Regions from separate parts of the Mus musculus genome. Here all the other regions are linked to region 4. Evidence: chromatin loops called from intact Hi-C (ENCODE). Cell type or tissue: heart. All regions are shown on one strand.

The links. A loop is a pair of places that touch in the nucleus more often than their neighbours do. Peaks named below come from ENCODE experiments on the same cell type or tissue, not always from the same donor. Only the 100,000 strongest peaks of a DNase experiment are listed, where the experiment ranks them.
Region 1: a loop joins it to region 4, with 3 times the contacts of the local background. A loop is called at or near these places in 1 of 42 quality-filtered maps.
Region 2: a loop joins it to region 4, with 2.8 times the contacts of the local background. A loop is called at or near these places in 1 of 42 quality-filtered maps.
Region 3: it touches region 4 in a loop (2.7-fold over the local background); 1 of 42 quality-filtered maps calls a loop at or near these places.

The regions. Positions count from the first base shown.
Region 1 is chr12:83,628,767-83,636,766 of GRCm38, reverse strand. It overlaps Rbm25 (RNA binding motif protein 25), which reads right to left and starts at 4,524. Exons shown (of 19, transcript NM_027349.4): 1 at 4,350-4,524. In heart, a CTCF peak has its summit at 4,734 (motif pointing left); DNase peaks (open chromatin) are centred at 3,976 and 4,596; H3K4me3 peaks cover 2,954 bases; H3K27ac peaks cover 2,206 bases.
Region 2 is chr12:84,449,814-84,457,813 of GRCm38, reverse strand. Aldh6a1 (aldehyde dehydrogenase family 6, subfamily A1) reads left to right here and starts at 6,790. Exons shown (of 12, transcript NM_134042.3): 1 at 6,790-6,925. The coding sequence starts at 6,875. It overlaps Lin52 (lin-52 homolog (C. elegans)), which reads right to left and starts at 6,306. Exons shown (of 6, transcript NM_173756.4): 1 at 6,271-6,306; 2 at 1,499-1,573. The coding sequence starts at 6,301. In heart, a CTCF peak has its summit at 4,695 (motif pointing right); a DNase peak (open chromatin) is centred at 6,563; H3K4me3 peaks cover 2,894 bases; H3K27ac peaks cover 1,995 bases.
Region 3 is chr12:84,403,106-84,411,105 of GRCm38, reverse strand. Entpd5 (ectonucleoside triphosphate diphosphohydrolase 5) reads left to right here and starts at 2,077. Exons shown (of 16, transcript NM_001026214.2): 1 at 2,077-2,136; 2 at 5,631-5,700. Bbof1 (basal body orientation factor 1) reads right to left here and starts at 2,038. Exons shown (of 12, transcript NM_028377.3): 1 at 1,851-2,038; 2 at 1-69. The coding sequence starts at 1,924. In heart, CTCF peaks have their summits at 1,947 and 3,638 (motif pointing right); a DNase peak (open chromatin) is centred at 2,095; H3K4me3 peaks cover 2,038 bases; H3K27ac peaks cover 1,586 bases.
Region 4 is chr12:84,284,336-84,292,335 of GRCm38, reverse strand. It overlaps Ptgr2 (prostaglandin reductase 2), which reads right to left and starts at 7,040. Exons shown (of 10, transcript NM_029880.3): 1 at 6,860-7,040; 2 at 1-52. The coding sequence starts at 4. In heart, a CTCF peak has its summit at 3,707 (motif pointing left); a DNase peak (open chromatin) is centred at 7,025; H3K4me3 peaks cover 2,430 bases; H3K27ac peaks cover 2,006 bases.

The DNA of each region.
Region 1 (8,000 bases), 660 kb after region 4:
ACTAATAACTGCACTACCTTAAGCAAGTATAGCTTTAGAAAAATCACTTCACTAACTGAATTCACAGACAACTGGATTCTCCAGGAACCATTCTAAAGGTTCTGTTGCCAAATAATGAAAATGTTAAAAAGAAACTTATTTTAAGCAGAACTTTTCAACAGGTTGGGGACATGGCTCAGGCATAGAGCTCTTGTCTTCCAGCACAGTCATGGCCTGTCACTGACACTGCACAGCAGCACTGGATGACAAGAGGCAAGGATTGGAATGCTGAAGTGTTTTGAATCTCCAAAACATAAGATCTTTTCCTGAGAAACTCTCACTTTCAATGAGAAAAAAGCAGCACCTATCCAGACACATTGGTGATCGCTACAACCTAAGGCAGAATATACATAGTGCTTCACAAATAGGCTAGAGGGGTACTTCTGGGTAAGTTACACAACTCTATATTTACTTTAAAAAATTCACTGAGCTTTCTAAAGCTACTATTTTAAAAATACTTCAATTCAGGACAACTACCAAAATCTAAGGCCTGAGGAAAATTAAGCAGTACTGTACCAATGCTAATTTCCTGACTGTGATCACTGTACTATTTTTAAATGATAAAAAAGGAATTTCCCAGAGCTTTCAGGAAATACACCACAGTATTTGTGGGTATAGTGGCAACACATCTGAAATTTAGTAGCAAAACATGTCAAAAGAAAACTACTGAAAGGAGAAAAGAACAAAAGTAAACTGGCAAAAACACTGTCTAAGGAACCTGAGTTAGAATGGTTGAGAATTCACTGTACTTTGGGTAACTTTTAAATTATGTCAAAGTAAAGATAAAACTGTAGAATAACATGGGTCTGTCAGGACTACATAATGTGTTCAAGGCCTGGGCTAGAATAAGGACTGCTGTTTCAAAGAGTTAAGAAAAGAGTAAAGAAGGGCTGGAGAGATAGCTCAGAAGTGAAGAGCACTCACTGGCTGTTCTTCCAGAGGTCCTGAGTCCAATTCCCAGCAACCCCATGGTGGCTCACAACCATCTGTAATGAGATCTGATGCCCTCTTCTGGTGTGTCTGAAGACAGCTATTGTGTACTCATATAAATAATAATTTTTTTTAAAGAAAGAAAAGATTAAAGGAAAAACAGCAATATTAATAATTCTTATTAGTATTTTCTCCAAATACTTAAAAAAAATGTTTTAAGTACAAAAGAAGCTAAGCTTGGTACATGCCTATTACCCAGCACTGGAGAGGCCAGGACCAGAGAAGCCTGAGTTTGATACCAGCATGGGCTACTTACTGAAACTCAAAAAACCAGAACAAAGGTATCCAAGAAGGCTTTAAGAAGGAATCAAAATCTCCTTGAGGAATGTGGGATAGCTGTAAAACAAGAGAGAAAAGAACTGAAGCTCTCTAACTCAAGGAAACAAAGCTTGCCTAACAAGTCCACTGCCCTGGATTTGTTCCCCAGCATCACAGTAACTCTATATTAACCCTCAAAACATTCAAAGACTAGGTATGGTAGTACACACCTTTAATCCTAGCACTTGTGAGGCAGAGGCAGTAGATCTCTATGAGTTGGGAGGACAGCTTTGTCTACATAGTGAGTTCCTGTCTCAAAAAGCTTTTTGTTAACATTAAAAAATATGGGCTGGTGAGATGGCTCAGTGGGTAAGAGTACCCGACTGCTCTTCCAAAGGTCCGGAGTTCAAGTCCCAGGAACCACATGGTGGCTCACAACCATCCATAACAAGATCTGACGCCCTCTTCTGGTGTGTCTGAAGACAGCTACAGTGTACTTACATATAATAAATAAGTAAATCTAAAAAAAAAATTAAAAAAAAAAAAAAAAACATTAAAAAATATAAAGAACAGTTTTCCAAGATGGTGATTACTTTTAACAGTGCTAATTTAATATTAACTTTTCTCAAAGCTATGAAACAACAAATTTTCCTCACATAAATAAGGAAAATAAACTGAAAACTTTTCTGTGGCTAAAAAAGTAATGTGAAGCCGGGTGTGGTGGCGCACGCCTTTAATCCCAGCACTTGGGAGGCAGAGGCAGGCAGATTTCTGAGTTCAAGGCCAGCCTGGTCTACAGAGTGAGTTCCAGGAGAGCCAGAGATACACAGAGAAACCCTGTCTCGAAAAAAAAAAAAAAAAAGTAATGTGAAAAGCCCTTGACCTGAAGTCAATAACTCAACACAACATTGTTAACACGCACAAGTGTGTGTATCTTCATTCAGACACAGCATTGCAATAAAAAGATAATCACAGAATAGATCTATTAGCCAAAATTATTAATACACAATGGCTAAATGCAAAACACTATTTTTTTCCCTAGAAGTTTTTTGGTATCCTACCAAAAGAAAGGAAGAAGATAGCGCAGCAGTTACAAAAACTTACTGCTCTTCCGGAGGACCTAGGTTTCATTCCCAGAACCCATATGGTGTTTCACTGCCATTTTAAAATTCCAGTTCTTGGAGATCCTTTCCTGGCCTCTGGCCTCACCAGGCACAAATACAGTATACAAACATATATGGAAGCAAAACACCCAATCAACCCATCCACACAAAATATATTTAAAATTCTTAGCAGAAAATACTTTTGTGACACCTTCCTCACACACAAAAAAGAGATAATCCCAGAATGACTTGATGCCAACATGTTTTTTCCTTGTAAAAGTCCTCAATATCCTTTTTCTCTCCTAGATTCCTTGGTGTACAAGGGTTACCGTCTGTATCCAAGAAGCTAATTTGTTCAGGGAAACACAGTAAGTGGGTGTAGACTCCAAAGTTCCCCACTGAGAAATTACCAATTCAAAAGTTTCATGAAACCACAAGGTCTCAATTCCCTACCAGTGGAGAAAGTAAGGAGCTTAAATATGTTAAAGTCTACTCTAAGTACACAGGAAGAAATGTAAAAAGTCTCTGAAACGTCTGACTCTTAATTCTTAAGTAACACCATTTATTAGTATAAGCCAACATCATGTTATACAAAATTTTAGTGAGCATTTTACATACATTTTTTCCAGTCCCAAAGTCCAACCTGTGAAGTGGATCGAAATGTAACTCTCATTTTACTGATGAAGAAAATCAAGACTTAAAAAAGTTTAATAAGCACATTGTCTGCTTGAATCACAACTGAGCAATTGAATGTCTTATGAGAACACTGAACTCTTTGAAATATCTTTTATAAAAAAATTAAAGTTCTCACAAAATTACATTCGTGGTGTGAATACTCCCCGTTAAACTATCAACCTTTCTTAAATCTATATACAGGCTTACAAGAATCAATATCATACAGCGACCCTCTTACTTGTGGGGAAAAAAAACAAGAGATTTTTAAACTGAAGAGAAACTGAAATTGAGGGTGCTCACAGACAACACACAAAAAAACTGTTTATACAATACTGCCTCTACCTGATTCACCTTATTTCACTAAAGCACTATGATACAAGAGAAGCCCAATCTTTTCCCTCCTTTTGGTCGGCTTTACTCTGACCTGTATCAAAATGGCATTTCCACGTCAATATAAATCCATTATTACATAACTTCAAGATAACCTTCATACTCTTATTTCGAAAACTGTATTTAAAAATCAATACTGAAAACAAAAGGAGGGCAGCATATTTTAATATGAAGAAGGCTGGTGCCGCCTAGAATGAATGGAGAGATCCTTTACAGCATCCCTCCCAATCGGAAAGGGGATCAGACGGTGAAACTCATCACTAGCTCCAACAAGCAGGAAAGGTGCTTTAAAACCAAAAAAGTGGCCACTCGATAAACTCAAGGAGGGGTGGGGCCCGTTCTTTTGGCGGCTGGCACTAGACTACCAGACAGAAAAGAAATCCGTTGGTGGCCCGCACCTCGCTCCAAGAGTGGGCGCAGGCTACTTTCAAGGCGCAGCCTGGAGGCACTTGAGTCCTCGGCCCCGGAAACCTACTGAGAGGTGGCTCTGGAGGCCCCGAGGAGACAAGGGCCTCCGGGCCGACCGATCCTAGCCCTGGCTAAGACAGGAGCCCCGTCAGGGCCCGAGGCGATTCGCTCCCAAACTGAAACGGAAGCCAATAGACAAAGTGGGCGACAAAAAATAAAATAAAATTCCCGGAGGACCGCTCCGGCCGTGGGCCCGGCCTCCCCGGGCTCCTGGTTCACTGGTTTTTCCGAGGCCTTGGAGGGGAAGAGAAGCCCGAGCCGCGTGCCCGTCCCCTCCCCCACCCCGCCCCGTCTCCCCACCCCCCCCCACCCCCCACCCCGCTGGGCCTCCACAGCGGCCCTGGCTTCTCCGCCGCCGCCTCCTCCTCCCGCAGCTGAGGTAGCAGGTCGAGCGGTTTCCTCACGCGTTCGGAAGCGTGGACTCACCCGCCGCTAAGAAAACGGTACTGTCTTCGCGGCCTCTGGGCGTCAGGTGATGGAGTGGGGCTCCACCGGTTCGAGGTGTCTGCGCGCCGCCCGACTCTAGAGACTGGTTCCGAAGCGCCTACTCGCCTAGGCCGCAAAACACAGCCGCGCTGCGCGGGGAGCTCCTGGAGGGCTTCCTCTTGCCCGGCGTGCACTGCGCCAGGAGGCGTGGAAAGGGATAACCATAGAGAAGGTGATGCCTAGATAGTCTCCGCCGTCGCCTCTGACTCATTAAGTACAGAGGGATGACCATAGAGTGGGATTGTCTAGTGGGACCTAGAGAGGCTCGAGCTGTAAATTACCACCCACCCTGCCATTTTTGATTGGAGCCGATTGAATCTTATGACTGTGCGACGCCATCTTGAGGTCAAGGTTCCGGCTGGTTACTCGCGCGGGGCTTGTTACAGGTTTTCTCACATTTTTTGGTAGTTCGTTTTCCAGGAATTAGAACCTTGGTCTCCTGATTCTTGGAGGTTCGATGACCTGATACCTGGGCGGGACCGAGAACCTCAATAGAAAGCCCAGATGTCATTTGTTCTTCGCAAAGTACTGCTCACACCAAGAAATAACTGGCAACGGCTATATTGGGTTTTTTGGACTTTTTGTGCGTACACACACTATATCTTAGGCGAGGTAACAGGGTCAAAGAGGTAACTAGATGCTTGGTATCTTCAGAAACCTGTAAGAATATTTAATGCAACTTTCCGCAGTGTGCGAATGACTAAAAATACTAAAACAGTGAAAATGAATACTCACAAATTACTGGGTTATCCAAATTATGGAATTTATAAGCAGTATCTGCTGCTTTTGTTTCCTGTTACTCAGAAGGATTTTATAATTCGTTTACAAGGAGCTTGTCTCTCTGAAGGTGGAGAGTGAGATTTATTCCTGTCCTGGGAGAGCTGGAGTCCTGGGATAACAAATAGCAAACCTTGGTTGGTTAGTGTATTAGTCAGGGTTCTCTAGAGTCACAGAACTTATGGATAATTTCTAAATAGTAAAGGAATTTATTGATGACTTACAGTCGGCAGCCCAATTCCCAACAATGGTTCAGTCGCAGCTGTGAATGGAAGTCCAAGGATCTAGCAGTTACTCAGTCTCACGCAGCAAGCAGGCGAAGGAGCAAGAGCAAGAGCTAGAGCTAGACTCCCTTCTTCCAATGTCCTTATATTGTCTCCAGCAAAAGGTGTAGCCCAGATTAAAGGTGTGTTCCACCACACCTTTAATCCCAGATGAAAGGCATAGCCCAGATTAAAGGTGTGTTCCTTAACTCGGAGATTCAATCTTCTGGAATCCATAGCCACTATGGCTCAAGATCTTCAAACCAAGATCCAGATAAGGATCTCCAAGCCTCCAGATAAGGGTCACTGGTGAGCCTTCCAATTCCGAATTGTAGTTCATTCCAAATATTGTCAAGTTGACAACCAGGAATAGCCACTACAATCCACCCCTTGTCAACTTGACACAAATAATATCTCATGTTCACATGAAACAATAACAAGGTTGTAAATACGCCTAACATGATATAACTATCCCTCGTACAATCGCAAACGCATTAGTAAATTTACAATGGGCATTCATATTACTTTATAATCCTCGTTTCTGCAACTGGTTACGTGGCCTTAATTGGTATTTATAACTACCTTCCTCTACTACCCATTCTGTATTTCCTTCACCTTCAGCCAGCACCTCAGCAGGTCTTGGCTCTTTTCCTGGAGGATTGACCCATACCTTCATTCCTGATGGGTCTGCGTCCTTTGTCATCCTGCTTGGATTAGGCTGTTGTAGTTTCCCATTGACTTTAATCACAGGACATGGTAGTACTAAGAGACGCCCTAAGGGATCTCCTGCACTCCAGACATAATCTTGCTTACCACCATTGTGAAGAGGTAATCCAATTTCCCCATGGTAATCTGGATCTATCACCCCTCCTAACACTGTTATTCCTTTTTTAGCCTGTTGGTTTAAGGGCATTAGAAGCCCAAAATGACCAGGGGGAAGTCTGAGCTTCCAGTTCAATGAAATGTTTGTTGTAGCTCCTGGTAGGAGCACTCCCCTCTCTGGAGCCAAAACTTCTAGGCCAGCAGAACCTAGAGTTATGGGGACAGGAAGCAAAAATTTTCCTAGAGGGTCACTAGGAGTGATAGTAAGTGGAACTATTCCTTTTTCCACCCCTTGATTCCTGGACCCATGAATCCTGGCTATGGGTGAAACTGTACCATATATCGAGCGCTGATTCAAAGCATATACTGCCTTCTGAAGAACTCTGCCCCAGCCTTCCAAGCTGTTACCACCTAATTGGCGCTGTAACTGCGTCTTCAAAAGGCCATTCCATCTTTCTATCAGCCCAGCTGCTTCAGGATGATGGGGAATGTGGTAAGACCAGTGAATTCCATGATCGTGAGCCCACTGTCGTACTTCTCTGGCTGTGAAATGAGTTCCTTGGTCAGAAGCAATACTGTGTGGAATACCATGACGATAGATGAGGCATTCTGTCAGTCCGTGAATGGTGGTTTTAGCAGAGGCATTACGTGCAGGAAAGGCAAATCCATAACCAGAATAAGTATCTACTCCAGTAAGAACAAAACGCTGTCCTTTCCACGAAGGAAGTGGTCCAATGTAGTCAACCTGCCACCAGGTTGCTGGCTGGTCACCTCGAGGAATGGTGCCATATCTGGGGCTCAGTGTTGGTTTCTGCTGTTGGCAGATCTGGCAATCAGCAGCAGCTGTAGCCAGGTCAGCCTTGGTGAGTGGAAGCCCATGTTGCTGAGCCCAAGCATAACCTCCATCTCGACCACCATGGCCACTTTGTTCATGTGCCCATTGAGCAATGACAGGGATGGCTGGGGAGAGAGGCTGATTGTCCACAGAACGGGTCATCTTATCCACTTGATTATTGAACTCCTCCTCAGCTGAAGTCACCTTTTGGTGAGCATTTACATGGGACACAAATATCTTCACATCCTTTGCCCATTTGGAGAGATCTATCCACATACTTCTTCCCCAGATGTCTTTCTCACCAATTTTCCAATTGTGATCTTTCCAAGTCCCTGACCATCCAGCCAATCCATTGGCTACAGCCCATGAGTCAGTGTATAATCGTACATCTGGCCATTTCTTCTTGCAAACAAACTGTAATACCATGTGTACTGCCCGAAGTTCTGCCCACTGTGAAGATTTCCCTTCACCTGTGTCTTTCAAGGTTGTCCCAGAAAGGGGTTGTAATGCTGCAGCTGTCCACTTCTGGGTGGTGCCTGCATAACGTGCAGAGCCATCAGTAAACCAGGCTCTAGTCTTCTCCTCTTCGGTCAGTTGATCATAGGGAACACCCCATGAGGCTATAGGTGCATGCTTGGCAGCAGATGGCATTGTAACAGGAGTAGAAACCATAGGCATTTGAGCAACTTCTTCATGTAACTTGCTTGTGCCTTCAGGACCTGCTCTGGCCCGATCACGTATATACCACTTCCATTTGATAATAGACTGCTGCTGTGCACGTCCCACTTTATGACTTGCAGGGTCTGATAGTACCCAGCTCATGATGGGTAGTTCAGGTCGCATAGTGACTTGGTGTCCTATTGTCAGACGTTCAGTTTCCACTAAGGCCCAATA
Region 2 (8,000 bases), 170 kb before region 4:
GATCTCTGTGAGTTCAAGGCCACTCTGGGCTATAGAGCAAGTTCCAGGCCAGCCATGGCTACACAAAGAAACCTTGTCTGAAAAGAACAAAACACAAACGGACAAACCAAAAACCTAAAAAACTGAAAACCAAATCTTGCCTTCAAGTAGCTTACACTCTAGAAAAAGACAGAGCATATATTATCAGCATCACTTAAGCACTTCAGAAAAGCATCAGGTGTCACAGGAAGACAAGAACAAACAAATAAGCTCTCATGGGAGCGAAGGGGCGGAAGAAGCTTCTCTGAGAAACCACTGCCTCCCGCTTTAAAGGGCCAGGACTGGGCCTGAGAACAGTAAGCTATCTCTCGCCTCAGTTTTAACCCCCTCTCCAGAGCTAGCGATTTAGACCAAGGATAGAGTGCTTTTCTAGCATGCACATGACCTTGGTTTGAACCCCAGGGCTACTAATAAATAAGTAATATAAATAAGCTAAACATTCTTTTCAGTTGTCCTGTTTGGTTTATTTATGCAAATGCCTCATGGATACTACCACATTAAAAAGCAAAGCAGCTAAAATACAAAGGTAGAGGGAAATAATGTTCAATTCTGTTAACTAAGAAATACAAGCTGGGGCTCAGTGGAGAGAGGCACTTGCCACCAAGCCAACAACCTGAACTGTAGAGTCTCAGGCTTATGGTAAAAGGCCAGAACTGACTCGGACCAGCTGTCCTCTGATTTCCACACATGCGTCATGGCACGTGGCTGCTTCCCTCAGCCCAATAATGAATATAATTTAACCTAAAAGAAATGCAAGTTAAACATAACAATGAGGAGTGACACTGGCTAGTGAGAAAATGGGCAGTCATCCTCTTCTACATACAGGATAGATATGCAAGGATACTCACTGATACACTGCCTGTGAAATACAAATGAGGTAAGTTAGGTTTCCAAATAGAATGTGAATATAGAAGCTAGAATATACCTGTCCACTGTAATATACATAAAACAATGAAGCAGACCTACAAAGATCAACATGGAACGATCCATCAAATTTCCTGTTGAAATAAGTTAAGCTGAAAGCTCTATACATATTACATCATCACTATGAAAACCAAAAATTCCTGTGTGATATACATGCAGACAATACATAACATACATATGTATATGCTTATCTGTACACGTATAAAAAAGTCCAAACAAGTCTGTAATAAAATTACAAACAATATTTAACTATTTCACTAAAGGAGATGAACAAATGCTTTGTGCATCTCAGTATTGTCTGAAATTCAGATATATCGTTTTAAAACTATAATTTTGTTTAAAAGCTCATTATCACTTCTTGCAATGTTCTGAAAAGTTAAACCACTAAGTCCCTATTTTTACTGTACATCAATCTCTTCTCTTTAAACCAAAATAAAAATTTTAGTCATCAGATCCATGATAACACTATAAAATTCTCCCAAGGGAGCGCCGGCTCTCCTGCGTCAATTCTACTATGAGAAAAGTCATAACTCACGCTGTTCTGGCCAGAGATCTGGTGAGGCACGGTCAAGTTTCTCAAAACTTAGCAAAGATGCTTCCAAATCCGTCCCTAGAACCAAACACCAAGATGGGATGAGAAATGCATTCATTCTCATTTTATTATATTTCAATCTCAAAGAACATAGCCTGAAACACTCAATTAGAAGTTCAGAGGTCTCAACTATTGATTCCCTGAAGCCCTATTGGGGCATGATGTAATACAAATAAATTTGATTCTCCCTCATCAAAACTCAGACTTCCACTTTATTAAAATAAGTGTTTAAGAAAGTCAGGTCTCAAAAGAAAAAAACAAACAAACAAACAAAAAAAAAAAAAAAGAAAAGAAAAAGAAAAAGAAAGTCAGGGCTCAGCCAGGCGGGGTGGCATACGCCTTTAATCCCAGCACTCGGGAGGCAGAGGCAGGAGGATTTCTGAGTTCAAGGCCAGCCTGGTCTACAAAGTGAGCTCCAGGACAGCCAGGGCTATACAAAGAATCCCTGTCTCGAAAAACCAAAAAAAAAAAAAAAAAAAAAAAAAGAAAGAAAGAAAGAAAGAAAGAAAGTAAGTAAGTAAGTAAATCAGGGCTCAGTGGTTAAGAGCATGGATTGCTCTTCCAGAGGTCCTATGTTCAATCCGCAGCACCTCATGCAGCTAACAACTGTCCATAATTCCAATTAGCATACATGTAGTACAAAGAAATACATGCAATCAAAATACCTATACACATAAACTTTTTTTTAAATGGGTATCAGGTGGACATGGTGATTGACACATATAATCCCAGCATTTGGGAGACTAAGGCAGGAGCATTGAGAGACCAGCCCAGACTACAGCAAAACCCCTTGTAAAGAAGAGTGTCAGCAAACCCACCTGTCTTCCTACACTCTTCAACTTGTCTCCAGTTACAGTCAGCTAAGTGTCACTGCTCTCAACAAAGATAATCTTGACTGTAGACCACTGTCTTCAGCTTTAATAAGCACTTCAGACAGTCTTCTTGTAGCAGAAGTTTCTATTTTAGACTCAGAGCCAACAAGCAAGCCTGATCTAGAATTTATCTCCCTTTTCACTTATTAAAAGAGCACTTTGCTGTGTGATGGTGGTGAATGACTTTAATCCCAGCACAAGGGAGGCAGAAGCAGGTAGATCTTTGAGTTTGAGGCCAGCCTGTACACAAAGTAAGACCCAGGACAGCCAGGGCTACATAGTGAAACCCTGTCTCATAAAAATAAGTAAACAAATGAGAGAAAGAGCGAAACTATACTTAATGTTAACCAAGTCTCCACATGTATGTACACACATGCACCAGTATCCATATGCATGTCTGAGTGCAGACACACACAGAAACATGCAAACTCTCCCTTTAAACTCATAGCCTCCCTCCTGGGTATCCCGTTGTCCTTACTCTCACACCTCACACTCTGTGTGTGTGTGTGCATGCACACATGCATATATGGATGTAATAAGTCTACAAATAGGCATATGACAATAAACACCAAAAAGGATGCTAAATGTTTTTATTTTGTCTATTAGTGGCTCACTAAGAAGCTAGCTGGCCAGCATGCTCTCAGGATCCAGCTGTTTCTGGGCATACCCTCCCCACACCCACAGAGCTGGTGGTACAACCATGCCTGGCTTCCAACTCAGGTCCTCATATTTGCAAAGCTAGCTGCTTACCTACAATGTATCATCTCCCCAGGACCTACACCCTCTAACCTATAAAACTCTTAGTTCAGTCCCTAGTGCATTGAAACTACTGTTATCAAGCTTCCCTTTGCCAGACCGTCCCACTTCTATGTGTCCCTGCTATGACCTCCCACAGCATGAGATGCTTTCATGAAACTGCTGCGCTTGTTTCCTCTTAGTGACTCCTCCTTCACTCTGCTCCACTCAGATCTCAGACTGTGCTGGCTCTACTCTCTACAACTTCCACCATCATATACCAATGACCATTCCTATTTCAAGGCTTACCTGTCCTCCTGTCCAAGAGGCTCCTTGATGTCCCTCTCCATTTGCACGTAGGGAAAACCCCTTAATAGCGCTATGTTCAAAATCCACTTACCCAACCTTCTCCATCTCAAGAAACTGCAATGCCACAAACCCAAGTTCTTTGACTTATTTACTTTTCGTTAGTTTACATTTGTGTAGCATTCCATGGATTCTGGCCTTTGCACGATGGCTGCTACCATTTCTACAGGGCCGAGACTTATCTCTCCACAGAAGACTTATCTCTCAGCACAATTCTCTGCTTTTGTTTGGTCTGCTCCAGGAGTCACTGTGTTACTTTCTGATACACATAAGCACATCTCTTTGTCTTAGTAGAATTAAGTCTCCTCTCAGATACCAGCACCTTCAATTTGAAGAAGAGCTGGATGCTCTCTGCTTCTAGAACCTCACTTATCCAGCAAAAACTGGCCTTGTACCACAGTCTTCCAGATACTGGCTTTTAGAAATCCTGCTCCCAGGAGACCTCCACAGACACCAAGATGAACCCCAATTTTTTAAAAAGACAACAAAAATCTTACCAACACTTTTTTTTTTTTTTGCTAGTAAGAAAAGGATGTTTTAGCAAAAACAAAACAGAACAAAAAACAAACAAACAAACAAACAAAAAAACACCCAGGCTAGAGAATCTCTTTTGTTGTGAACACAACTTCTTTGGTAAGAGGCCAGGCATAGTGGTACAGACTTTTACTGGAGGCACAGGTAGGAAAGCAAGAGGATGGTGAGTCTGAAGCCAACCTGGGCTACACAGTGAGACCCTATCTCAAAAAAAGGAAAGAATTAGAAAGGAGGAAACTCTGGTATCCTTACTTTTGAATATAATCTAATCATCCTCTTTAGTACTAAAGACTGAACTTAGGGTCTTGGTCATGATCAACAACTCCCTAGTGCTGAACTACAGTCTCACTTCTTATTGTTCATTTTCAGATGTAGTTATGGTATGACTGTCTTGTCTTCATGGTATATATGTGGAGTACATGTGTGCTTGATGTTCATGGCGGTCAGATCCACTGGAATCGAGTCATGAGTCACCATGTAGATGCTGGGAATAGAATCCAGGTCTTTTGCAAAAGCACCAGGTGTTCCTAACTACTGAGCCATCTCACCAGCCCCCTGCATCCCCCTCACATTTTAAAAAAAGATTTATTTACTATGTACACAGTGTTCTGCCTGCATGTACACCTGCACACCAGACGGGGGCACCAGATTTCATTGTAGATGGTCAGGAGTCACTATAGGGTTGCTGGGAATTGGACTCAGGACTTCTGGAAGAGCACCAGTGCTCTTAATCTCTGAGCCATCTCTCCAGTCACTCCTCCCTTACTTTTAAAAATAAAACGTTTTATTTTAAGCTGTGTTATGGTGGTGCACGCCTCGGGAGGCAGAGGTAGGAAGAGCTCTGAGTTCAAAGCCAGCCTTGTCTATAGAGCAAGTTTCAGGACAGCCAGGACTATACAAGAAACCTTGTCTCAGGAAAAACAAAAACAAAAACAAAACAACCAACAAACTAAACCAACTTTTTATTTTAGACACGATTTGCCTACAATTCCCTCTACAGCCTAGGCAAGCCTGAAGCAACAAACCTCCTGCCTCAATCTCCCAAGCTAGAATTAGAGGTCACACACCAAGGCCAGTTTTACTTTTGGATAAACGTTAACTTAAAGCCAAATCCTTTACAGGCATTATTCTAAAACCTAGGATTAGCCGGGCAGTGGTAGTGCACGCCTTTAATCCCAGCACTCGGGAGGCAGAGGCAGGCGGATTTCTGAGTTCGAGGCCAGCCTGGTCTACAGAGTGAGTTCCAGGACAGCCAGGGCTATACAGAGAAACCCTGTCTCGAAAAACCAAAATAAATAAATAAATAGTAAAAATAAACAAACAACCCCCCCCCAAAAAAAAACCCTAGGACTAAATTAATGAAATAAGACAGAATTGGAATTTATAGTTGGGTGTGGCCCGGGCAAAGTGCAAAGTTAACAGAATAACTATATAAACTGAGATGCTGAATAATGACAGAAGAGCAATTCCAAATATTAAAGCAAAACCGCGAGCAAAAGCATACGGGTATATCAAGAACACCTATATGTCTACTGAGATGACTTGCGTCTTAGAAGACAGAATAAGCAGAATTGCTCCTGCCCTCAGCCTACGGAAACAACACATAAAGTAGAGGGGTGACGAGTTAAGGAAGAGTTGAGAAGCGTGAGAAGCGACATTAACAAGCCGAATTTTCACTCCCTCGGGACTCAGGGCAAGGAAACCAGGTCCCCGCACCTCCTGCTGCCAAGGCAACGGACCTGAACTGAGGAGACAAGCTTCTCTCTCTGCCGGCTCGGTAGAGGAATGAACCCTAGACCTCATGTCAGTCACCACTCACACTTCACAGCCATAGAGCTTGAGAGACTCATACGTACCAGCTCTACTGAGATGAGAACAGAACCAACACTCCAATGGGCCTGTTCAAAAAGAAAGTTCCCTTTCCCCTCAGCAGCTCCTTTTGAACCCTCAGCATCACCGATGGGCCGGAGCGACCTCTGTCCTTTTTCCCCCCATAGGGACTCCGGTTGATGGACTCCTTCCTAGTACACAGCAAGGAGACCTGGTACTAGGCACCTGCTAGCTGAAAAGCCGGCATACCCCAAAGGAGAAAAGTGGGAGAGAAAGGAGAGGGGCGCAAGAAAAAAAGAGTAAGGGTGAGGACAGAGGAAGTTCCCAGAGAAGCAAATAATGATACTACAGGCCAACAATCTCCAAGCCGGCTCTTACCGTCTGTGGGAGACGCCATCTTCCAGCCCATGTCACGTGACGTAACCAACCGTCGGCGGGAAAGCGAGGATCCGCAAGCCACGCCCCTAGCAGGGATAACCTATCCTTAGCTCACAGCCCGGTCTCGTTTCCCTACTTCATAGGGTAACATTTGCCTAGTCCCACCCCAGACAGCAGCCCCACCCACGGAGTGGTTAAAGTGGAACGCAGGCAAAATTCTTCAAGGACCTTATTTACTTTCCTTAGCAAGGGGGCGGGACCTTAGAGAGCCTACCTACAGCCAATCGGAGTTCCCGGTTAGGGGGCGTCTTCCCTGTGTGCTTACTATGCAGTACCAAGTCGAGGGGGCGTCTCCATATTTCCGCCAACAAAAATAGGATAAAGTGAGAGAAGCCCAGAACGCTTCCACCTTTGACCAATCACCTATTCCCAGGGGTGGGAATGATGGGTGGAGTCAAAGATTCCGACAAGTGATTGGTTATAGGAAGTGGCCCTTCCCTCCAATGGAGAGGCTCGGTCGTGTTCTGGGCGTGGCTTAACGGTGTTGCTTCAAGGGAGGCACTGGCAGCCGAGACGCAGGCGAGCTGGGCAGAGTCGGTGAGCCATGGCGGCGGCAGTGGCGGCAGCGGCAGCAATGCGGTCCCGGATCCTGCAGGCGAGTGAGGGTGGCGACGAGGGACCATGATGTTAGAAATGGGTCCTTTCCGCCCCGTCTCTAAACCATGCTTCTGCCGGACAGACTTCTTGGCCCAGCCCCTTCTTTGCAGCCCCTTGTGTTCCACCAGACCCGTGCGTCAGGGCTGTCACTCTGTACCGCCTGGCCCCGAGATTCAGCCCCGGACGGTCACGCCTGCTCCCCACTCCCCTTTACTCCTGAGCCTTTTCTTTTTTAGCTTTGACCCACCCACCTCCAGTCCAGCTCAGTCCTTGCTGTCACATGCTGGCTTGCTTTCTCTTTTTTGGTTCCTCCCACGGTCTCTCTTTCACCTCTGTACCAGCCACCTCTGTGCCCCAGAAACTCCTCCTTTTGGTCGCTGTACATAGAGTACTTTCCTTTGCCAGGAGCGTCCCTTCCCCCCATCCAGCCTCTATGTGAGGCAAGAGGGGATGGGAGCTCATTAAGGACATGGAACTAAGATCAGAGAAGGAACTTTGAATCTCCTAGACATGTACCCTAGGTTTTCATATCAAAAAGGCAGCCATTTGTTAGTTTTCACAAACATTCTGGCTTTTAGTGTTTTTCCCAAGCCCTGGGCCAAGTTAAACTTTCTCAGCGAAGTTAAACTTTTGGAGGTAAATAAGGGCATGTGGTTTTGCTAATACTGCTTCATTCAAAAGACTAAACATTCCCCCAGACAGGTGGTAGAAAATAAGAGCCTAGGAAGACACCTTCCGAAAATCAGTTCTCAAGTGCCGACATATCCTCTTCTAGGCTGCAGTTGGAACCCCACGGACGCCGCGCAAGGGAAGTTGTAGAGTTCCAGAAGCTGTATGCCGGCGATCCCCAGCTTTGATTATAGCTTTTCCCTGTGTTTGCATCTTAGCATGGACTTAGAATCTGAGGCAAGACTTGCTCTGTTCCTGGCAAGATTCATAATCCAGTATTAAGCGACACTATCTCTTACTCATCCAGCCTAGGAATGTCTCCTGTTGCACTTTTATATAAACTTTAATTTCTTTCTACTCATCAGGTTTTTAGGAGATCTACTGCAGAAATGTGTGCATGTGTT
Region 3 (8,000 bases), 120 kb before region 4:
CTGGCCTCCCAAAGAGAGGCATTGGCTTTGGCTCTTTCAATTGCAGGTTCATCTGATTTGATTATTTTCCTGCAGAAGAAGATATTGACAACATGTAATTTATTAGTATCATTTCTATTTTGTTTGGCTTGCCTGACACATAAAAGCATATATTGTTGGACTAATGCATTAATACATTAATAATATATATATATATTAGTATTCATATAAGAGACTTAAATTGGTGCTTCTTCCTCAAGAGGAGAACTTTGGAGTATGACTATTAATTATTTTTGAAGTATGACTTAAAGGATGAGAAAAACAAAGAGGAAATAAGAGGCCAAATGTATTTCATAAAGCTCTCTAGCTTCTCATGTACTCCATTCTCCATATTCTTGTTTCCTGCTCTTTGCTGTGCTGAGTATCAGACCCAGGCTCGAGCATGCTAGGCAAGTGCTCTGCAATCCTTTCTCCTCTTTCACTCAGTTGTGAGCCTGGGTCTCATGTTCTACACGAAGACACAATTGTTGTATATCTGTCCTCTCCACAGCCTTTGTTGCTATTGTTTTGTTTTGCTTAGTTCTTAGACAAAGGATCAGGTTACTTGGGGCAGGTATGTTAAGTACTTCATTTGTTGGTAAGTACTTCATGTTAAGTACTTCAATTGTTGGTAACACATTATCCCAGGCTTTAAGGATGCCTGAAAAACACACACCATAGTCATTGATGCAGAGATGGGGGAAAAAAAAAGTAAGACCTTGGGAATGTAGACATGTAGAAGCAGAATGTACAGTAAGCATACATCAGGTAGAAGTAGAATGTATAATAAGCATACATTAGGAAGAAGAAGACTGAATGGTATGCATACATCAGGTAAAGTTAGAGTGCATGGTATGCATGTATCAGGTAGAAGTAGAAGTAGAATGCATGGTAAGTATACATCAAGGCCCTAGGATGGATTCAAAAGGTAAAGTCCTTTGAAATAAAGATTGCACCAGCATTAACAAAACACTGTGGTACAGAGCTGGAGAGATAGCTCAGAGATTAAGAGCACTGACTGTTCTTCCAGAGGTTCTGAGTTCAACTCCCAGCAACCACATGGTGGCTCACAACCATCTGTAATGGGATCTTCTGGAGTGTGCCTAAAGACAGCATACAGTGTATGCATATAAATAAAAATAAACAAATCTTTTTTAAAAAGAAAGTTACTCTCTTAAGTTACTTTGCTGGAGATGGTACCTAGGACCCTGCACAAGAAGCACTCTATCACTGAACTACACTCAGACTTGTTTTTAAAGACGAGGTCTCCATATGTAGCAGTGGCTGTGATCTCCCTGCCTCAGCCTCCAGAGCAATGCGACCAGAGGTGTGTGTTACTTAACTTGTCTCCAGAGAATTCACATTACAGTCACAAGCTTAAGCGATCCCTTTGCATTTCTCATCTACGGCGTTGAACTCCTTGTGTGACTCCAAAGTCCTGAGGAACCATCCTGTAGCCCAGTCATTCTATTGACATTCTAGCAACAATTCCTAGGGACCATCCATGGGGTTAGCGCTATAGCTGTTCACTCTGTGTCTCTGTGTGTGGTGTTTGTGTGTGTACTGATCCGTCCAGTTAAATCATTTCGCGTGCTCCCTTTGATCCCAAGAGGATTCCTGAATGACCCAAGGAACAACTTTAACCACTCAGACAAGAGCTAGAATAGAAAAGAATGTGTTTATATCAGTCTCACAATGGAGAGCTCTCAGATCTTAGGGCCAATCAAGAATGAACAGGAGCTGTCCACAAAAGCCTGACAGAGGCATCCAGTTAGCGCCGCAAAATGACAAGGGTAGGCAGGGGGAACGGGGAGCCTCTGCGCTGCTCTTACTTTGGTTCTTTGCCTTTGTTTTTGCCTTTCCTCTTGTCTTTCCTCTTGTCTTTCCTCTTGTCCTTCGCCGGCATCTTGACTTCTGCGGGAGTCTCACCGTGCTGGTGTCCTGGTGGCCGCCACCTGGGCCGACTCCGTCTCTAAGGAAACCACCACGCCGAAGGGCTAACGTCCTCCGCGCCGTTGAGGGCACGCGGAGGGCGCACGCGCGTGACGTGACCGCGGCGAGGGGCGGGGCGGAGATCGCTCCGAGGCGGCGGGCGTCCGCGCCAGGGCGGCGCGCGCGGTGAGTGTGCACGAGCCTCGGCGGCGCTCCCGGGGTTGGAGCCGGGCGGGAGGCCGGGAGCTCGGCAGGGGCGGGTGTCGGGCGCGGGGCTGCGGCGTCTTAGCCTCCCACGACTTGTCTCGCGCCCCCTGAGGCTCCATGGCCGGCGGCTCTCCGACCGCCCCGCGCGCATCGGAGCGGCGCCAGTGAGGCTTGAAGCGCTTCCAGTCGGGCGGGCGGATCTTCCAAGCCTCTGGCGCGGCCACCGTGGCGGTCCTGCCCGCATCCCTGCTTCTGTCTCGGTGGCGGCGCCCTCGCTGCCCGCCTCATGCTTACCTCCCCTCCATCCTCGCTTCTGTCTCGCGGGCTCCCTGGAGGACAGTGCACCCGGGGACATCCCAGGCCAAACGCTTTCAGGGAGGCAGTTGACTTTTCCGAGGGCGGTGGCTTGAGTGAGGCTGTCAGCCTCCGAGGGTCCGCGGGCTCCGGTGCTCAGACTCTGGCTCCCCTGCCTGGAGCGGTGTGGCGGGGGGGGGGGGGGGGGATCGTTGGTCCCCGGATCTAGGTGGCAGGTGCTTGGCTCCAGCCGACCGCCAGGTTCCTGTTAGTTAACATCGCCCACATCCTCTAGTGCCTGAAGTCCCATTGCTGCAAGTTGCATAAAGTTGCAAGCACTTGCCTCGCACCCGGGTTCCCGAGGAGTAGTACTCCATCCAGTATTCTAGTTGGTTCAGAAGAGGAACCCTGTGATTATGTCTTCATTCACTGAGCGTGAGTGAGTCATTACGGAAGACAGGTATTGTGGCTGCCTTGTCAATAGGCTTGGGAGTGAAGCGCGGTTCTGCTTTATCACTCCGCTTCAAATTTCATTTAACATTTATTTTGAAACATCATTGTTAGAACTCCTCCTCCCCTCTCTCTAGGGAGACCTTAGTTACTAAGCCCCTAACTGTAAGGTGACATCTTTGACCTCTAAATCTCTCTTTTCCCACCTCATCCCCCCCCCAGAGGGCGTGGTTTGTGTGGTTTGTAAATTTTGCGGTTAGAGTAAGCAAGTAGATTTGATGAGAGACCTTGGAAACCGTTTGAACCTTCTGCTAGCACGGCTATGGCCTATTTTGACTATATTTCTGGTGACATGCCATGAACTTATGAGTAGAATCACCTCTACATCATGTACCTTCCCTTAGATAATGTACATTACCTCTGAGAAGCAATCTATAAAGCACCTATTGCTAACTAGCAGAAAGGGAGTAGGGGCATTTTCTGTCATAGGTATGTATATTTAGACTTTTTATTTATTTGTTTGTTTGTTTGTTTTACAAAAATTGGTTGTAAATAAAAGCCAGTCCCACATTTACCATTTGAATATACTTCTACAGATTATCTCAGACATAAAATTTTGACTTAAAATAAAAGTGTCTTTGTTTATTTTTTTCACCGTTATTTTTATTTTATATATATGGACGTTCTGCCTGCAAATCTATGTGCTAGGTGTATGCAGTGCCTCTGGAGGCCAGAAGAGGTCGTTGGAACTTGAATTAGAGATGGTTGTGAGCTGACATGTGGATGCTGAGAATCAAACCTGGGACCTCTGGACTAGCATCCAGTGATCTTAACCCAGAGCCATCTCTCCAGACCATCACCCCCTCTTTTGAGATCCAGCCTCACTATGTGTGTTTTCCTGGACTAGAACTCTCAAAGATCTGCTTTCCTTTGCCTCCGAGTGCTGCAATTAAAGATGTGGAGCCTGGGAACGTTGCTTCTTAACATATGCATAGTGCTTTTCTTATTTTATTTTTCTTTCCCAAAACAGAATTCCTCCATGTAGCCTTGGCTCTCTCTGTAGACCAGGCTGTTCTGGAAATCACAGAGATCAGCCTGCCTCTGCCTCCCAAATGCTGGGATTAAAGGCATGTGCCACCACAGCCAGGTGGCAGGTTTGTTGTTGTTATTGTTGTTTTGAGGCAGTGTCTAGTATACAGCTTCGGCCTTCTAGGAACTCAAGGTGTAGACCAGGCTAGCCTTGAACTCATCTGCCTGCCTCTGCCTCCGGAGTGCTGGGATCAAAGGTGCGCACTGCCACATTAGCTATGCACAGTGCTTTAAAGTACTTATAGTTAATTGTATTTTATCAAACAAATAATGTTTTTGATATTACAATAAAATTATATCGTTTTAACTCTTTTTAGTTGTTGTTGTTTTTGCTTATTTGGGTTTCTTTGAGGCAGTGTTTCTCTATGTATAGCCCTGGCTGCACTGGAATTCTCTGTAGACCAGGCTGACCTTAAGCTCTCTGAGATCCCCTGCCTCTGCCTTCTGAGTGCTGGGATAAAGGTGTGTGCCACCACCACCTGGCCTCATTTTACTCTTTTGTGAATGTTTTATAAATTAATTTTTATATTAAAATTTAGGGTGTAAATATATATCAAATTTCAAGGTCTACCTAAATTTATTGATATTTCACAACCCTACTCAAAAACCATTTTTTAAAAAATTAAAATATAAAACATCCATTCCCCTCCCCCCTTTTTATTCCATTCAGCTGTAACCAACCCCATATCCCCCTAGCACTTACTTATCTTCTCTCTCTGTCTCTGTCTCTCTCTCCCCCCTTCTCTTTCTGGTTCGTGGCTTCTTTTTCTTTAACTGTTGGTGCATATATTTTTAATTATATATATGTGTGTGTGTATGTGTGTGTGTGTGTATCTTATATATGTAACCATATATTATATATATAGCAAATAAAAGCAACATGCTCAGTTCATATTATGTTACTTACTTGTATGTATATGATCAAGATGAGGCCAATAGACTTGCTAACATGGCAGGGAGAAATCTCACAGGGCCCCTACCCAACCCTAGACAAGCACTACAGGCAACTAAGGGATGCTGAGATTGGGAGAAATAGTCTTACCCAGGGAAGAACCTCCCATTGGTTACTCAGTCCCAGATGGTCAGACATGAATATATATTTTAAAACTTGTGAATTTACTCTCTACATGAGTCTGTGTGTGTGTATATATGTGTGTGGGCAGGTGAGTGTGTGTATGAATATGTTGTGTGCATAAAGTCTATTCTCTCCTTTCTGGGTTCTGGGAATTGAACTCAGGTTGTCAGGTTTGCATAGCAAGTACTCTTATTCACAGAGCCATCTTGCCAGCACCATGTGTAATCACTGGAGAAAGGCCAAGATACTTCATTTTGGTAGAAGTAGTTCTAGAAACTACACTGTTCTCCACCAAAGAACTGGGTATTGTTATTCAGTCAGCTATTGACAAGAAGCAACTGATAGCACGGAGTATGCAGTAGGAAGTTCCTCTTCAGAAGCTTATCTGTTATCATTTCCTTCTGGGATTGCTGGTGGGTAGCTTTACTGTTAAGTTTCAGGGAAATACTTTGTTTTATGAATTTGCTTTGTCTCATTGTTGGGAATGTTAAATGCTTTTAAGACATAAGCTATATAGTGTTTTGTTGACTGGGGCTTGTTAACTTTCTATGTTCAATCCTTACAGTTCTTGGTTGACACAGGAATGAAGAGTGTATTGGCTGAATCTTCAAGCAGAGGCGATCATTATGACCCTGGTAAGTAGACTATTTATCCAGATGTAGGTACCACCTCAGCTAGCTTAATGCTGAATTTGTACTTCAGAGGCTTCTGGGTAGGAATTGTTTGTTTTATGTTATTCCTGAATTTGACCACCTTTTGCCAAAAGATTTTTTTTTCTTTCTCAATGATTGTATTATTGTCAGATGTCAGTTCAGGATTATTTTGTATCAAAATTAATAGTATTCATAATCTTTTCTCCAGGTGTTTTCATAACTCTTTAATCATTAGTTATCTGTGATTTTACTGGGCTTTACTTAAAATTTTTACACTGAAAACATTGTTAATTTTATTTTCATGAAGCCTTTTATTTTATTTTATTTTATTATGGTTTTTCAAGACAGGGTTTCTCTGTGTAGCCTTAGCTGACCTGGAACTCACTCTGTAGACCAGGCTGACTACGAACTCAGAAATCTGCCTAAATAAGATAGCTTATCGCCTCATATGTTCACTATAATTGTTTATTGGGGCAGTATAAACCCCTCTCCAATTAATGGTGTATTCTTATCTAAAAGACTGATTTTCATGCGTGGCTGAGAAAAGACCTTGTGATTGGGGCGGGAGGAGCAGTTGCAACAGCTGTCTCTGGAAGGTAATTATTGTAGCTCAGTCAGGCTCAAACAATGGAGAATGGAGGCTGGTCCTGCCAGATTCATTTTGATCTAAAGCCACAGTTTCATTGTACAGAGTGAGCGTTATGGGCAGTAGTGATCTGCGTGTGACGCTGTTCTGAAAGGAATAAGATACAGAAGGAAGGGCTGGTGAGATGGCTCAGTGGGTAAGAGCACCTGACTGCTCTTCCGAAGGTCCAGAGTTCAAATCCCAGCAACCACATGGTGGCTCACAACCATCCGTAACGAGATCTGGCGCCCTCTTCTGGAGTGACTGAAGACAGCTACAGTGTACTTACATATAATAAATAAATAAATCTTTAAAAAAAAAAAAAAAAAAAAAAAAAAAAAAAAAAAAAAAAAGATACAGAAGGAAGGAATTGAGTGTAAGAAAGAGCTTTACATTTCTTTTTTTTTTTTTTTTTTTAAAGATTTTTTATTTATTATTATATGTAAGTACACTGTAGCTGTCTTCAGACACACCAGAAGAGGGAGTCAGATCTTGTTACGGATGGTTGTGAGCCACCATGTGGTTGCTGGGATTTGAACTCTGGACCTTTGGAAGAGCAGTCGGGTACTCTTACCCACTGAGCCATCTCACCAGCCCCCTTTACATTTCTTGTAACTAGCAGCACACGGATTCTAAACCTCTACTGGAGTTAGAGGATTTGATTTGAGGACTGGAGGAATGTATGAAGAAGGAAGGATCATAAAGAACTTATGCTTCACTGATGGCCATGTGCTCTGACTAGTGTGGTGAGGTTTGGGCTGAGCCCTTGAGGCAGAAGGACTTCCCTGCCCCGACCCCCAGCGTGAGATGACTCTCCACACAGAGAAAGTCTGACTGCTTGCTCCTGCTGTTTCCATTTACACAGATTTTTAAATAACTCCTTGCTGATGCTTTGATAAAAATCGATTTTTCATTAAGCCTTTTTATTAGTTTTATTGATACTTCAAATGACGTATGGTCATGTGTTTTTGTGATTTTCAAAGCTGTGTCGGTTGTCAATCTTAACCCTTTCTACCAGATACCTCTTCTGTACACTATTAATCTACCACTGTCTGGTTAGAGACATTTTTATGTATGTACTGTAAAGTAAGTTCCTCTTCTGCTTATATTTTTCCTCTGAGTATTTAGTTACAGTAGATTGTTCAATTATTTACTAATAGAAATAGTGCTTAATATTCATTACTCTTTCAGAAATGTACCTGACTTTTATTTGAAATTTTTAATTTGGCTTTGCTTATAAAAATGAGCAGAATATTGTATAACATGTAGTTTTAAAAGTTGGATTCTTTCCCTTAAGTAATATGATGAGACTATTAACATAAAATAAAAAACTTCAAGGGATTTTAAAAAACAGTATTAAATTTTTACTACGTTTCTTCTTTTTATTGCCTTTTTGTTTGTGTTTGGGTAACTCTGGAACTTCCTCGGTAGACTAGGCTGAGCAGTAGTTCACAAAGATGGAATCGTAGTGAGACCTGGGGGGTGGGGAGCATTGCCCTGTCTCCACTGCATGCTCCCTTAGTCCGTTTGGGGTGCATTCACTCATATCTAAGGTTCAATGAGTGTTACCCGTGTCCACATGCTTCAGATAGCAAGGATTCCGAGGCCCTGACCTTGGCGTTAGTTACGTCCCACCCCAGATGAGGCTTCGTTTACA
Region 4 (8,000 bases):
TCATCACTTGAATTCTGCAATGGTTTCACAAGACTTCTATATAAAATAATTCCTGTAATTAGAAAAAAAATCATTAGAAAGATATAAAGTATTCAATTAAAAATTGAAACAGTCATTTGTGCTTCTGAATGGAGATTAAAAATCAGATTTTGGAATCTAACAGGAGAGATTGTTCAGTGGTCAAAAGCACCGGCTGCTCTTCCCCAGGAACCAAGTTAGTTCCCAGCATGCACGCACATGGCAGCTCACAAGTCCACTACTGGGCACCTGACCCCCTCCTCTGTTGTCCTTGGGCACCGCATGCATGTGGTACACAGACAAAGACCAGGCAAAACACCCATACACATGAACTAAAAAGAGCAGAATCTAAAATTTTATGTTACTCCCCTGTCAGTATGCCACCTGCGGTAAGCATATGGAGAAAACAACTAAATCTGATTAGAATTCTTAGCTAATAGGAACAAGTCCACTGAAGACTGAAAGAACCAGAATGACTGACTAGGTCTTGGATAATCTGGGGACATTCCTCTTCACACCATCATGAATAAGTATCTTACTAAGGCAGAATTAAAAAAAAACAAAAAACAAAAAAAAAAAACAAAAACAAAAAATCAAAACAAAACAAAAACCATCTCATTTCATGTTCCACCAGAATTAGGTAGTTATTTAAGCTATAAATTTAAAAAGCACTAGCCTAGGGACCAGACATACAGCTCAATAGTGAAGCATTTGCCTAACATGTACAGCCAGGATGGGATCCCAGATTCCACAAAACACAAAGACCTTAACTGCTTGGTCGGCAAGATGGCTCAGTGGGTAAAGGCACCTAGTCCTGAGCTGAAGACCTGAGCTTCATCTCCAGGACCCACGTGGTGGGAAGAACTGACTTTCTGACGTTGTCCTTTGATCTCCACATTTGCCATGCATACACATGGCCCTGACACCCACAACGTAAATTAAAAGTATTTTAAAACAACTGTTTAGTTGGACATGATGGCACACATCTTTAATCCCAGCACTCTGAGGGCAGAGGCAAGTGGAGCTCTCTGATCTACAAAGTGAGTTCCAGGTCAGTCAGAGCTCCACAGTGAGACTATGTCTCAAACCAACCAACCACCAAAAAACAAAAACAAAACAAAATGAAAAACCCTCTTCAACTGTAATACAGCAATTTTTCAAAGGTTCTTTTGTATAAGTGTGTGTTCAGAGAGTGTGTGCAGGTGCACATGTGTACACAGGTGGAAGCCAGAGGTTAACCTCGGTGTTCTGAGAGTGTGTGCAAGTAAAAATGTACACATGTGGGAGCCAGAGGTTAACCTTGAGTGTTCTAAGTATGTATGAGCTACACATGTGACAGTCAGAAGTTAACCTAAGTGTTCTGAGTGTGTGTGCAGGTGCACATGTATACACATGTGACAGTCAGAAGTTAACCTCAGTGTCCTGAGTGTGTGTGCAGGTGCACATGTGTACACATGTGACAGTCAGAAGTTAACCTCAGTGTCCTGAGTGTGTGTGCAGGTGCACATGGGTACACATGTGACAGTCAGAAGTTAACCTCAGTGTCCTGAGTGTGTGTGCAGGTGCACATGTGTACACATGTGACAGTCAGAAGTTAACCTCAGTGTCCTGAGTGTGTGTGCAGGTGCACATGTGTACACATGTGACAGTCAGAAGTTAACCTCAGAGTTCTGAGAGTGTGTGCGGGTGCACATGTGTACACATGTGACAGTCAGAAGGTAACCTCAGTGTTCTGAGTGTGTGTGCAGGTGCCTTTAATCCCAGCACTCGGGAGGCAGAGGCAGGCAGATTTCTGAGTTCAAGGCCAGCCTGGTCTCCAGAGTGAGTTCCAGAACAGCCAGGGCTACACAGAGAAACCCTGTCTCGAAAAACAAAAAAAAAAAAAAAAAAGAAAAGAAAAGAAAAGAAAGAAAGTCCCCAGTTAATTACCTAACAGGATTAGCCCCTATCTATGTGCTCATGTGTACACATGCATGCTCACTGGTGTGCATACATCACAGTGCTCAGGGTAGGTCAAAGGACAACTCTAGGGAACTGGTTCTCTTCTGTTACCTTGTGGGATGCAGGGATTGAACACAAGCCATCAGATCTTTGAGTACCACCTCTACCTGTAGAACCATCTCTCCAGCCATTACCTCCATCTTAAAGATGAGGGAACTGCACCTTAGAGGACTTAAGCACTAAACCCGAGTACTGGAGCCAATTCAAACCCAAACTGTCTGAGTCTTCACAGTCAAACACCTCCTTTAATCCCAGCACTGGGTAGGCAGTCAGGTGGATCTCTGTGAGTTTGAGGACTGGTTACCAAGACAGCCAGAGCAACACAAAGAAACCCTGTCTCAGAAAAAAAGAAATTTTCCATGCTGCATGTTTAAGCGGATAATTAATTTTTAATAGGCAAGTAGGCTTTGCTAATTTTTCTGCTCATTTGTGACTTGCTTAGTTAGTATTTATATAGATATGGATAATTTACAGATAACTTTTGCAAAGATTCCATTACTACTGCTTGCAACAACAAAGTTATAGACACATCAGTATACCATACCCCTGATCTCTGCACCCAAAGAGTCAACTGTAGATTGAAAATATTAAAAAAAAAAAAAAAGCCAGTGTAATGTCTGATAGAATCTCAGCACTCAGGAGTATGAATGAAGAGGTCAGTGTGATCGATGGGCAGTGGAGTGGTGGTGCACGCCTTTAATTCCAGCACTCAGGAGGCAGAGGCAGGTGGATCTCTGAGTTCGAGGCCAGCCTGGTCTACTGAGAGAGTTACAGGACAGCCAGGACTACACAGAGAAACCCTGTCTCGAAAAAACAAAAAAAAAATGTTTTTGGACTACACAGCAAGGCTCTATCTCAATCAACCAATATTTTCAGAAGTATTAAAAGAGATACTCTGTACTAAACACCTACAGACTCATTATTCTTTGAACAACATAGTGTAACAACTATTTACATTGTTTATATTGCGTTGAGTATTATAGGTAATCTAGAGGGGACTTGAAGTTTATAGGAAGATGTGTAAATGATACACTAATAGACCATCTTATTTTAAGGAATTTGGACATCTGCAAATTTTGATAACCATTGATATTCATATGATCGTGAAACCAATCCCCAGTAGATGTGGAGAAATTATATCCATTATTAAAGTAACTTCATCTTACAAAGGAAGTTTAGTATAATGTGTGCCCAAAACCATAGCACAGGTGACGGCAGGAGTGGGATGTAGTGGAATTGAAAGGCATAGCTCTCAGCCAGACCTCACGGCTCCCACACTTCCCATTCTACCACTACCTCCTCAGACAGGGCTTTGACATCACAACCGGACTGCTACCTGACTCTCCTGCAGGTACTCAACGCTACAGAAGAACAATTTCACTTTTCCTGTTTACTTCTCTTTGTTTTCAGTCAGGGTCTCATTATATAGACCTGGCTGGCCTGAAACTCACTATGTAGACCAAGCTGACCTCGAACTCAGAGAGACCTGCTTGCCTCTGCCTCCAGAGTACTGGGTTTAAAGACTTGCACCACCACACCCAGCCCCAACTCTGTTCTTAATCAATTATTAAGAAAGGACTGGAGAGATGGCTCAGCTATTAAGAGCACTTGCTGCTCTTGCATAGTGTATGGGTCAGTTCCTAACACCCGCTGGCTGCACCAGTTCCAGGGGATCAGTGCCCTCTTCTGGCCTCCCTAGGCACTACACATGCATTTGAGGCACAAACATGCCTGCAAACACGCAGGCATACAATAAATTTTCTAAAAATGATTTCAGACTGGAGCTTCAGTCTAGTAGGACACTTGCCTGGTATGTATGAGGTCCTAGGCTTGAAACCTGGGATCCAAACAGGTAAAAGAACCAAATGTCCGATGCTGGAAACGTTAGTAAGAGGTTTAGTAAGCCAGGCTGAAGACTACAGAAGCATCTCCACTCCTTTAGCTTCTCTAGCACACACACTGATAAGTCTCACTGATGGTGGCAGAAAAAATGGCCACCATCTGAGAATGGTAGTTACTCTCAAATTCACTCTTCCCTTTGGGATATAACTCATCAGGGTAAAACACTCTGCAGCCTTCCTTTAAAGAGAATCCCATTTCCATCCCACTTCACTCAAAACCCTTCAGGTAAGTTCCTCTGGCAACATAAATACTAGTTAACAGTAATTATGTAATGAATGACTATTAACAGAAGCAATAGCACAGGTAAGTCCTTACCCTCCAACATCTGGTGCTAAGTCAACCTGCCCGAATGCCTGCAGATGTTTTTACAGAGCATGACCAGAATTGGGACTTACGGCTCACACATCACATTTGGAGTCTCTCCTGGCTTTGCTTCTTCACTCTTTTGTCTGGAGAATGTACTGACTGGTTCCTCAGTGTAACCTGCCTTGTTCTTCTATTTTCTTCTCTTATTTGGAAATGATCAGTCGGTTTAGAGGACCGATGAGATTCAATCTCTCTCTCTCTTGCCAACTATTGGGGATTGCACCCAGCCCCTGGTCAATGCTTCAGATTGGGGTTGGGGGCAGGATGGGGTGGGCATCTATAAAGGCAGTGCTGTCTACATCTTATTCGTCACATCATTTAGTATAGTGGGGAGATATGGCTGCTAGGTGCTCAAATTCCTGAGTTCCAGCATGTCCCTTGTCACACCCTCCAACTGGGTGCAGACTCCAAGTGCATCTCTTTACACCCAGCCACAGATACTGCCTATGGAATCACCATGTATAGAAATCACATAAAAATTAAAAACCAAGTTTATTCAGCTACAACTGTCAGACTGTCCTTGAGTGGTTATTACCTGTACTGTGATGGCTAAATCTTCAATCAAAGGACTGCTGCCCAACTGCCTGAGTTTCTTTTCCTATTGCTGTGATAAAATACCCTGACAGGAGCAACTGAAGGCAGAGGAGACAAGGGTTATTTTGGCTACAGTTTAAGGGCACAGTCGTCATGGAGAAGTCACTCTGGGTGCTTGAAGCAGTCACTCACACCACACCAACAGTCAAGAAAAAGAACAACGAGGCTGTCGAGATGGCTCAGTGGGTAAGAGTACCAACTGCTCTTCCAAAGGTCCTGAGTTCAATTCCCAGCAACCACATGGTGGATCACAACCACCTGTAATGAGTGCGTCTGAAGACGGCTTCAGTGCACTTATTTATAATAATAAATGAGCAGAGCCAACCAGAGTGAACAGAGGTCCTAAATTCAATTCCCAGCAACCACATGAAGGTTCACAACTACAGTGTACACATATACATAAAATAAATAAGTCTTTAGGGAAAAAAAAAAAACCAGAACAAGGAATGCTGGTGTTCAACTGGCTTTGTCGTTTTTATTCAGTCCAGGACCCAAACCTAAAAAATCGTCCTACTCAGCCTTGGGGTGAATCTTCCCACCTTAGTCATCTTAAAATGAAGCCAATCCCTCATGGGTACACCTTGAACTTGTCTATTCAGTGATTTCTGATCCCCCCAAGTTGACAGTCAGTGTTAGGCATCACACGGTGACAGTTATCTGTTCTCCATTTTCAGCATTCTGCCTTATTTCTCTAGATACACATAACAGAGCCAGTGTGATGCCTCCCACCTGTAATTCAGCACATGGGAGGTAGAAGAGAGAGGAATGAGTTCAAAGCCAGACTTAACTACATAACAAAATTCAAGGCCAGAATTCTGGGATATGAGAGACCTTGTCTCGAAAACAAACAAACAAACAAACAAACAAAATCAACCATGACTTACTCACAGGTTCTCCATCTAAAATAAAGATCACATTCAAGACCTGAAGGGCAGTGGGTTAGGAGGCATCATAATGGAGGCAGAGCTGAGTAGACCTCAGTAAACCCCATTTGCTGTTAAATTAAAGTGGGTTTCTAATTGATTCGACCATTCTAAAATACCACCAAAAGATCTGGTTCAATGACAGTCATTAAAAATACGCCTTAAGCATCTGTGTAGCAGACTATTGTAAGGAAAAGCTCACTGAACTCACAAGGGCAAAGGACATGTTCTGTTTCTAGCTGGGTGGGACCTCGGAGGGGTCATATAGTTTATTTCCTGAATGTTTCCAGGCATCCCAGAACTGGGTGAGTTGACATGCTCTAGCATGGTAGCGTCTTACATTTGTAATCCCAGTTATTGGGCAGATGGAATACAGACGGCAAATTCAAGGCCAGCCTGGGCAAATTAGTGAGAACCTGTCCCAAAATAAAAATGAAAAACAGTCTGGCAATATAGCCCAGTAGTAAAAACCTCTTGCCCAGCATGCATAGGGGAGGTGGAAGGCTGATCTTGGACTCAATTCCCAATACAGAAGAAAATAAATTATTAATCAGCTTGCTTAAATACAACTCCGTCCTCAAACACCACCGCCATGAAGTTGCAAACATGCTATCCTTTTCACAGACGCCATACAGGGGCTGAATAACTTGTCCAAGGTCGCACAACTTATCCCCAATATCTTTTAATAAAACACACTTCCTGTTTAGCCGTACTTTGTTCAACCATTCTGCCACAAAGGGCTCTGCTGACCTTCCCTGTGCTGTCTATGCCATCGTGTGCAAATGTCCACCTCAGAAAGCCAACCTTCCTCTATGGCTCCCACGACTAACCACTTTCACAGAAATTACTAGTAATCTCACATTTTCAAGCCGACTTCCTGGATCCTCAGCACCAAGAGGATCAAAACCTCTTGGTGCTGAGGTTTTTCAACATGACATAAGTATACCCCTATGCGTGGCACACAGTAGGCGCTCAATAGATGTTCAAATCTGAAGCACCTCAAACACAGTCGCGCCCAAACTTCACCCTCGGAATTCTTACAAAACGGAGAGCACCTGTTACGGGGCATTCCCTAGTCTAGCGTCCCAAGCTATACCGCCGGTGTCGCCCGGAGCTCGAGGAGGACGCCCACAGGTCACCCTGGCTCGGCACTTCCTCCTTTTCTGCGGGCTTAATCCAGCTTCCGGTGCAGCGATACAGTGGCCCCCCTGCGTGTCTGTCAGTTTGAGATCTCGCGGGATTTGATGAACAGCGAAGGGTCAGCTGGCGGCACGACCTTAGCCCTAGGACCACACTGCGCAAGCGCAGGACTAAGCCGGCCTCCTTGCCCTCTCGTCTCCTAGGGCCGGGGTTTTGAAGTTCATACGCGATCCTTTGGTCCCCAAGGTTGGTGAGAATCACAGGATACGTTGCTAGTCTAGGCAAGGAGTATCCATAAGTTAACCTCATTAGGGCTCCGTGGCCGACCCCGCCTCCAGGACCAAGAGAGCAAATTAACTAATGACTTCAGATCAAGTCCCCTGTGTCCTCTTGTGCCCCCAGAGGTTGAACCCGCGTCCTGGCACGGTCTAGGCAGACGCCCTGACAGCCAGCCCCAGCCTCTGGAAGAAACTTGATTCATGTTAGATTCACTGAGTCTTAGGTTGGGGAATCACAGTGAGAAATAGCATCAAGTCTAACCCTTGTTTTGTAGGTGAACAAGCTGAGATCTAGAGGACTAAAGCAGCGGTTCTCAACCTTCCTAATGCTGTGACCCTCGTGCGTGGTGACCCCCCCAACCATAAAATTATTTTCATTGCTACTTCATAATTGTTATTTTGCTATTGTTTCGACCCGTAATGGAAATGTTTTCCGATGGTCTAAGGGGACCCCAAGAAGCTAGAAACTCATGGTTTGAGAACCACTTGACTAGTCACTATCGGGTGTGGTTTGTTTCTAGAATAACTTGGGATCTCCAGGAACTGCAAACCCTAACGGACTTAATCAAGCGGCTGTAGGAATCGCCCTTAGCACTGTATTCCAGCAAGGGCTAATCGCGGAGCTCTAACTCTGGTATAAAGAGTAGCTGAAAAATACCAGTACCGCCGGCAAATGGGCAGCCATCAGATGGACTGGAGGCCCGGGTAACAGAACATCTGAACATTTTCACTTCGTTTGGAAAACTTGAAGAATGGGGTAGGAGACTGTTACCACATT